2 separate regions of the Homo sapiens genome follow, and region 2 is linked to region 1. The links are chromatin contacts, found by Hi-C or POLR2A ChIA-PET in ENCODE. All regions are on one chromosome and are shown on one strand. The core of a region is the stretch at or near the end of the contact, and the rest is flanking DNA. Distances in the headings are between cores, read along the strand shown.

Region 1 (2,700 bases), core at 95-2,594:
GGCAAAAGGAATTCAGAAATGACACAACAAACTTACTCTTTTTCTTACTCTAAGTCATTTAACCCTTACTTTCACCTTCTAGTAACAAGCATACATTTTTTACATAGAAAGAAAAACACAGTTATAAAAGATTATTTCACCCCTACTAAAATCAATAGTATATATAAAGGGCAATGATACACACAGGTTACAGCATATGAATATGAAATTTGCATATGCAAATGAAATTTGTTTTTCCTTTGAAAACAACACAGGTTTAATCATGTTATTAAGCAGAATTTTAACGAGCAATTATGAGCGCTACTCTGAAGAGTGTAAATGATAAGTGCTACTATTCGCAATAGCAAAGACATGGAATCAACCTAAATGCCCATCAATGGTCAACTGGATAAAGCAAAATGTGGTACATATACACCATGGAATACTATGCAGCCATAAAAAAGAACAAAATCATGTTCTCTGCAGGGACATGGATGGAGCTGGAGGTCATTATTCTTAGCAAACTAACACAGGAACAGAAAACCAAATACCACATATTCTCACTTATAAGTGGGAGCCAAATGATGAGAACACATGGACACTAGAGGGGAACAACACACACAGGGGCCTATCAGAGGGGAGACTGGGAGGAAGGAGAGGATCCAGAAAATAATTAATGGCTACTAGGCTTAATACCTGGATGATTAAATAATCTGTAAAACAAAACCCTATGACACAAATTTACTTATGTAACAAACCTGCACTTGTACCCCTGAACTTAAAATAATAGTTTAAATAAAGATGCCTGGTGCAGTCCCAAACATAACAGAGGCTGTAATTCAAAATATCGCTATTCAATTACTTTAAAATAAGCTTTCCTTAATACTTTTAAATTGTAAATGAGAAAACAGATATGTACAGAAAAGACCATTAATAAAAGTTTAGGTTTTTCAAGGTGTTGTTTGTTTGTTAATTCATGTGTTTGCTTTTGTTTCAGTTGTTGTTGTGTGTTTGGGGGTGAGGCTGGGGATATTTGTTTCCTGAGGACCTCTGCATTTTCTGACTTTTATTTGAATGTGCTAAGGCAAACTGAGAAAATTCAAAATTGTGTCCAACCGTTTGACTTCTCAAGTCACATACCAAAACAAAAACTATGGGATTACATCAAAGGGCATAGTAGGGATTCCTGGGTTAAGGAGAAAAAAGTGTGTAACATTCCTAACTAGAGTGATGGAGTATGAACTATATAAGGAAAGCTATCATCACCATTGACAAATATTTGTTATGTTAGGCACTAGCCTCCCTGTAAAGGAAGACAATACCCATGAATTCAGAATGTAAGCCACCCACAGCCCTATACTGAAGTTATCCTGGACTTTCCTGCCTGTGTCCACACAGATAGGAATCCTAGTCATGATGAAACTGAACATCCACACTGGCAGCTAGCTCCATGATAGGACATGTGAGCACAAATAGTTCAAATTGCTCAGAGGGAGAAAGTCAAAAGCACATTGTGCAATCTGACTCTTTGGAATGTCAATGTGAGGCATGAATCACCTGACAGAATTTGCCTCGGTCCATTTAAAGACATTATTCAAAGAAACTCATCTACACATCACTGCCCAACAAGGAGACGTTTCTATTTCAAAATTAAATAAGAACCTCAGACAATTTTTTCACAGCAGTTATCATGATTATTGAATATGTGATAATCCACAGTGTATTCAATCCTTGTGGATTACAAAGGACACATTGTAGAAAACTGCAGATTTGGTGACAGCATTGGCACTAAGAGTCAGAAATCCCAGATTCTAGACCATGCCAAACCACTTCCCAGACAGGTGACCTTGGACAAGTACCTTCATCTTGCTAAACTTTTTTTTTCTTTTTTGTTAAAAATAGTAGTAAGAGTTCCTGAATTTTTCATCACACACAGGTTGCACAGGAATCAAAAGAAAGTCTATAACAATATTTGATAAAGTGTAATGCATATGGACACAATAACCATAATAATTACTAAAATATTTTTATTATACAAGCAAAAACTTATAAAAAGAAAATGTTTAATTCAAGTCATGGGAATAAATGAGACTCTTCAGAGAACTTGTAATATAAGTCAGAAAGAAGTAAAAGAAAAGAAAAGCCATGAGGAACACTAATACTTAGAAATAAGGCAGACGGCCGGGCGCAGTGGGTCACACCTGTAACCCCAGCACTTTGGGAGGCCGAGGTGGGTGGATCATGAGGTTCAGGAGATCGAGACCAACCTGGCTAACACAGTGAAACCCCATCTCTACTAAAAATACAAAAAATTAGCCAGGCGTGGTGGCAGGCACCTGTAGTCCTGGCTACTCAGGAAGCTGAGGCAGGAGAATGGTGTGAACCCAGGAGGTGGAGCTTGCAGTGAGCCGAGATCACACCACCGCACTCCAGCCTGGGTGACAGAATGAGACTTCATCTCAAAAAAAGAAAAAAAGAAATAAGGCAGACACAAGAGCCAATAAAGAAGTGAGAAGGTGGGTTTGTAGAAATGTCAGGGAACTAGGGATGTTCTGTGTTACAGATGCCAAGAGAGGGGAAGAGTAATCATCAGCAAAGTACCTCCCAAATGGATCAAATAGGATGATCACAACTAAATTAAAATCATTAGCTTTGGTAACTAGAAAGTCACTGCTCTGTTTCTATCAACTGATTTTTTTTCTTGGTAGGGTCACATTTGCT
Region 2 (2,700 bases), core at 158-2,657, 490 kb after region 1:
TTTATGCACTTTTACTATTTCACTGCCACGCTAAACATCTAAGCGATCATATCCTTATGCCTACTGATTATGAAGTCCATGACATTCAACAACATCAACCCTTTGCCCACTGCCCCACCCGACTTGAACCAAGTTTTCCCAAGTTCAATTCCTGGGGCCTTTGATAGTTTCATGCCTTCTCCACGTGCCAGAGACAGAGAAGAGTGAGCTCTATCGTTTTTGGGGGTCTACTAGTTTTGCCTTTATTATTTAGACAGCTTCAGGTCAGCTTCTTCCTTGTATACCAGTCACAAGTGGGTTTTTATTTTACAAAGAAAACATAGAAGTTATCATTTTCTAGAAAAAGGTACAATAACTATTTCAAGACATATTTTAGATATACTTACAGGCACACCTTGGAGCAGTTCAATAATTAAAAATTTCATCTGTCTGCCTGACCGCCAATGCAAAGGAAACATAATTAAAAGTTTTTTTGTTTCTTCTCCAAGATAATAGTTTATAAAGTAGCTTAATGAAACACTGAAAATCCAGAATGGAAGAGGACGTGTGAAATCCCCTTTCCGGTGTGAACTTATTCTTAAACAATCAAATGAAAGTGCCCGTCAGCCTTTGCAAGATGCTAACCATCTGGCCCCTGCATCCTGTCTGAGTCACCCGATAAATAGCTGCAGGTTGTTTTAAGCACACTGCGCCCTGCACAAGCTGTTTTGCTCTGCTACTCACTGCCCTTAGGTGCAGATATTTACACCCGGGGTTGAGCATATTTTCAGCCACACCTGGATGCCTCGAGGTAATTAGGAGGAAACTTTTAGCGGAAAGGAAACAGCATACCTTTGAGTAGCCCGATTGTGTATGCAGGAGAAAGGTTAAGTAGGAAGAGAGGGGAGTTCTCTCCTGAATTGAGTAGCTTTGCTTCCTATTGGAAAAGTGTGCAAATGAAAGGAAGTAGAAATGCTAAAAAGCTCTGTGACTGCCTCCTGCTGTATTCAATTAGCCTTCCAGAGGATGCCAGAAGGAAGGCTCAATTACCAGAGCGGCTCCAGGACTTAAGAGAAGGCTGGAGGGCAAACCAAAGGGGCTGCCATCTTGCAGACCTGGTGTGAGACCAAGGCGGGGCAGCTGTGTGATTGGATTATACACGGGAACCTTACTTTAGTTTCTATTGCATGGCCAGAGCTATGCATGCCACCTTTTGCATGGAGTCTTGAAAAGTCACCTAATTTTAATAAAGCAGAAGGGGAAAGCGATAAGAAGAGGGAGAGTGCATCTCTCTGAAATGCCTAAGCATCGGCCTTGCGGGAACCGGCCTCATCGAGGAGCAGGGCCACCACCGTTGGAGCATCGGAGGAGCATCGGAGGAGCCCTAGCTCTGGCCTCTTGGCTGGACGTCACTGTTTCAGGCCGAGCAGATAAAAGCAGAAGGCATTGACCGTGAGCCAAGAGCTCAGTGTTTTCAGAAAATGGACTGGACGGGAGGAAAGAGTGTGAGTGTGCTTTGAGAGCAATAAACAAACTATTGGCTGCCGGCCAGGGAGGAGTGTGCTGACATCTTCAAGCGGATCCTCGAAAGCTCCACAGAGCGGCTGAGGAAGCCTCCTTAGGGCTGTGGATGGGGTGGCGGGGCAAGGGCTGCCGTGGCGCCATGCAGCAGTGGGCATCGGGCCTCAGCCACACCCAGCAGGGAGGCCAACAGCAGAATCCCAGGCAAACGCCCCTAGGGTTCGCCCCTCATGCCTCCACTCCCTGGCCTGGCTCTCTGAAGGGCAGGGCGGTGGAGGAGAAGCAGAGCCAGGCGGTGCCCTCCGCCAGCTCTAGCTCAAAGGCTGCTGGGGCTGACGGGTGGAGCTTGTGTAGACGAAGCCCCTTACCCTGGAAGTGAAGGTTATGGGGTTTCCTGGAGGGAGGGCACTGGGCCTCGCTCTTAACTGAGGCTTCCCGTCCCCCGAGGGAGGGTGATGAAGGGTGTCCAGACACATCCACGGGGACAAAGGAGGTTGGCAAGGCTGACCGCAGGAGTTTCTCCTCTAATGCCTTTCAAATGAACAGGTCTGTGTCGCTGCTCCGGGAGCGCCTGCGCTCACATACCCCGCGGTGCACAGTTACCAACCAGATCCTACCACGCCACTGCGGACATCGCGGTTTCCGGGAAGTCTCTGGCCTTCGTATGAAAAGACAGCCCGACAGGTTGAATTCTTTAAAACCTTATCTTTGGTTATTTTAATAGGATATGACAATCTCCTCTCCTCAGCATGTCGATAAATGTTTATTGCCCTTTACTGTGTGAGAGCAGGGGTCCTGCCGCCGCTTGTTTTTATTTTCTTTTAGACGGCGTGAACATTTTTAGCACGTGTAACCAATGATGGTAATTAAGATTATAATAATGCTGATGCCAACATTTATATCAGTGGATACAGAAAATACACAGCCTGATTATTTTTTATTACTCGTACCCATAAAATTAAAGATCTTAAACATGGGATGGAGGGTGCATCCGCATCAAGATTTTGTTAGCATGAGACCGAACCCATTCAGCCACGGCCTTCATCAGAAGCCTTTTGAGTGATGAGACAGTGATGAGATAGCTCGCGTTATCCTGCAGCACAGAGCTGCGCCTGGTCACGGCAGGGTGCACCGGCTCTCGGGCTTCAGACAACAGCTTATCAGTACCTTGCCCGTGTGCAAGGACAGTACTCCTTGATG

What was found. Hi-C counts contacts between places; a loop is a spot of excess contacts on that map. ChIA-PET counts read pairs that join two places held with the same protein, here RNA polymerase II (POLR2A).
Region 2: a map of IMR-90 shows a loop between it and region 1 (1.8-fold over the local background). The contact joins two enhancer-like sites. A Hi-C loop is called at or near these places in 1 of 168 maps with a recorded cell type or tissue (IMR-90). POLR2A ChIA-PET finds 5 or more read pairs at or near these places in 1 of 52 experiments (MCF 10A).

What each region holds. Positions count from the first base shown.
Region 1 is chr13:109,255,772-109,258,471 of GRCh38, forward strand. No RefSeq gene overlaps it. Among named protein-coding and RNA genes, the nearest start is that of LINC03061, 8.4 kb to the right of the region's middle. Within about 2 kb of position 1,345, at least 11 of the 41 ENCODE cell types and tissues checked have a DNase peak (open chromatin) inside an H3K27ac peak, as active enhancers do.
Region 2 is chr13:109,743,209-109,745,908 of GRCh38, forward strand. No RefSeq gene overlaps it. Among named protein-coding and RNA genes, the nearest start is that of LINC00676, 16 kb to the left of the region's middle. Within about 2 kb of position 1,408, at least 4 of the 41 ENCODE cell types and tissues checked have a DNase peak (open chromatin) inside an H3K27ac peak, as active enhancers do.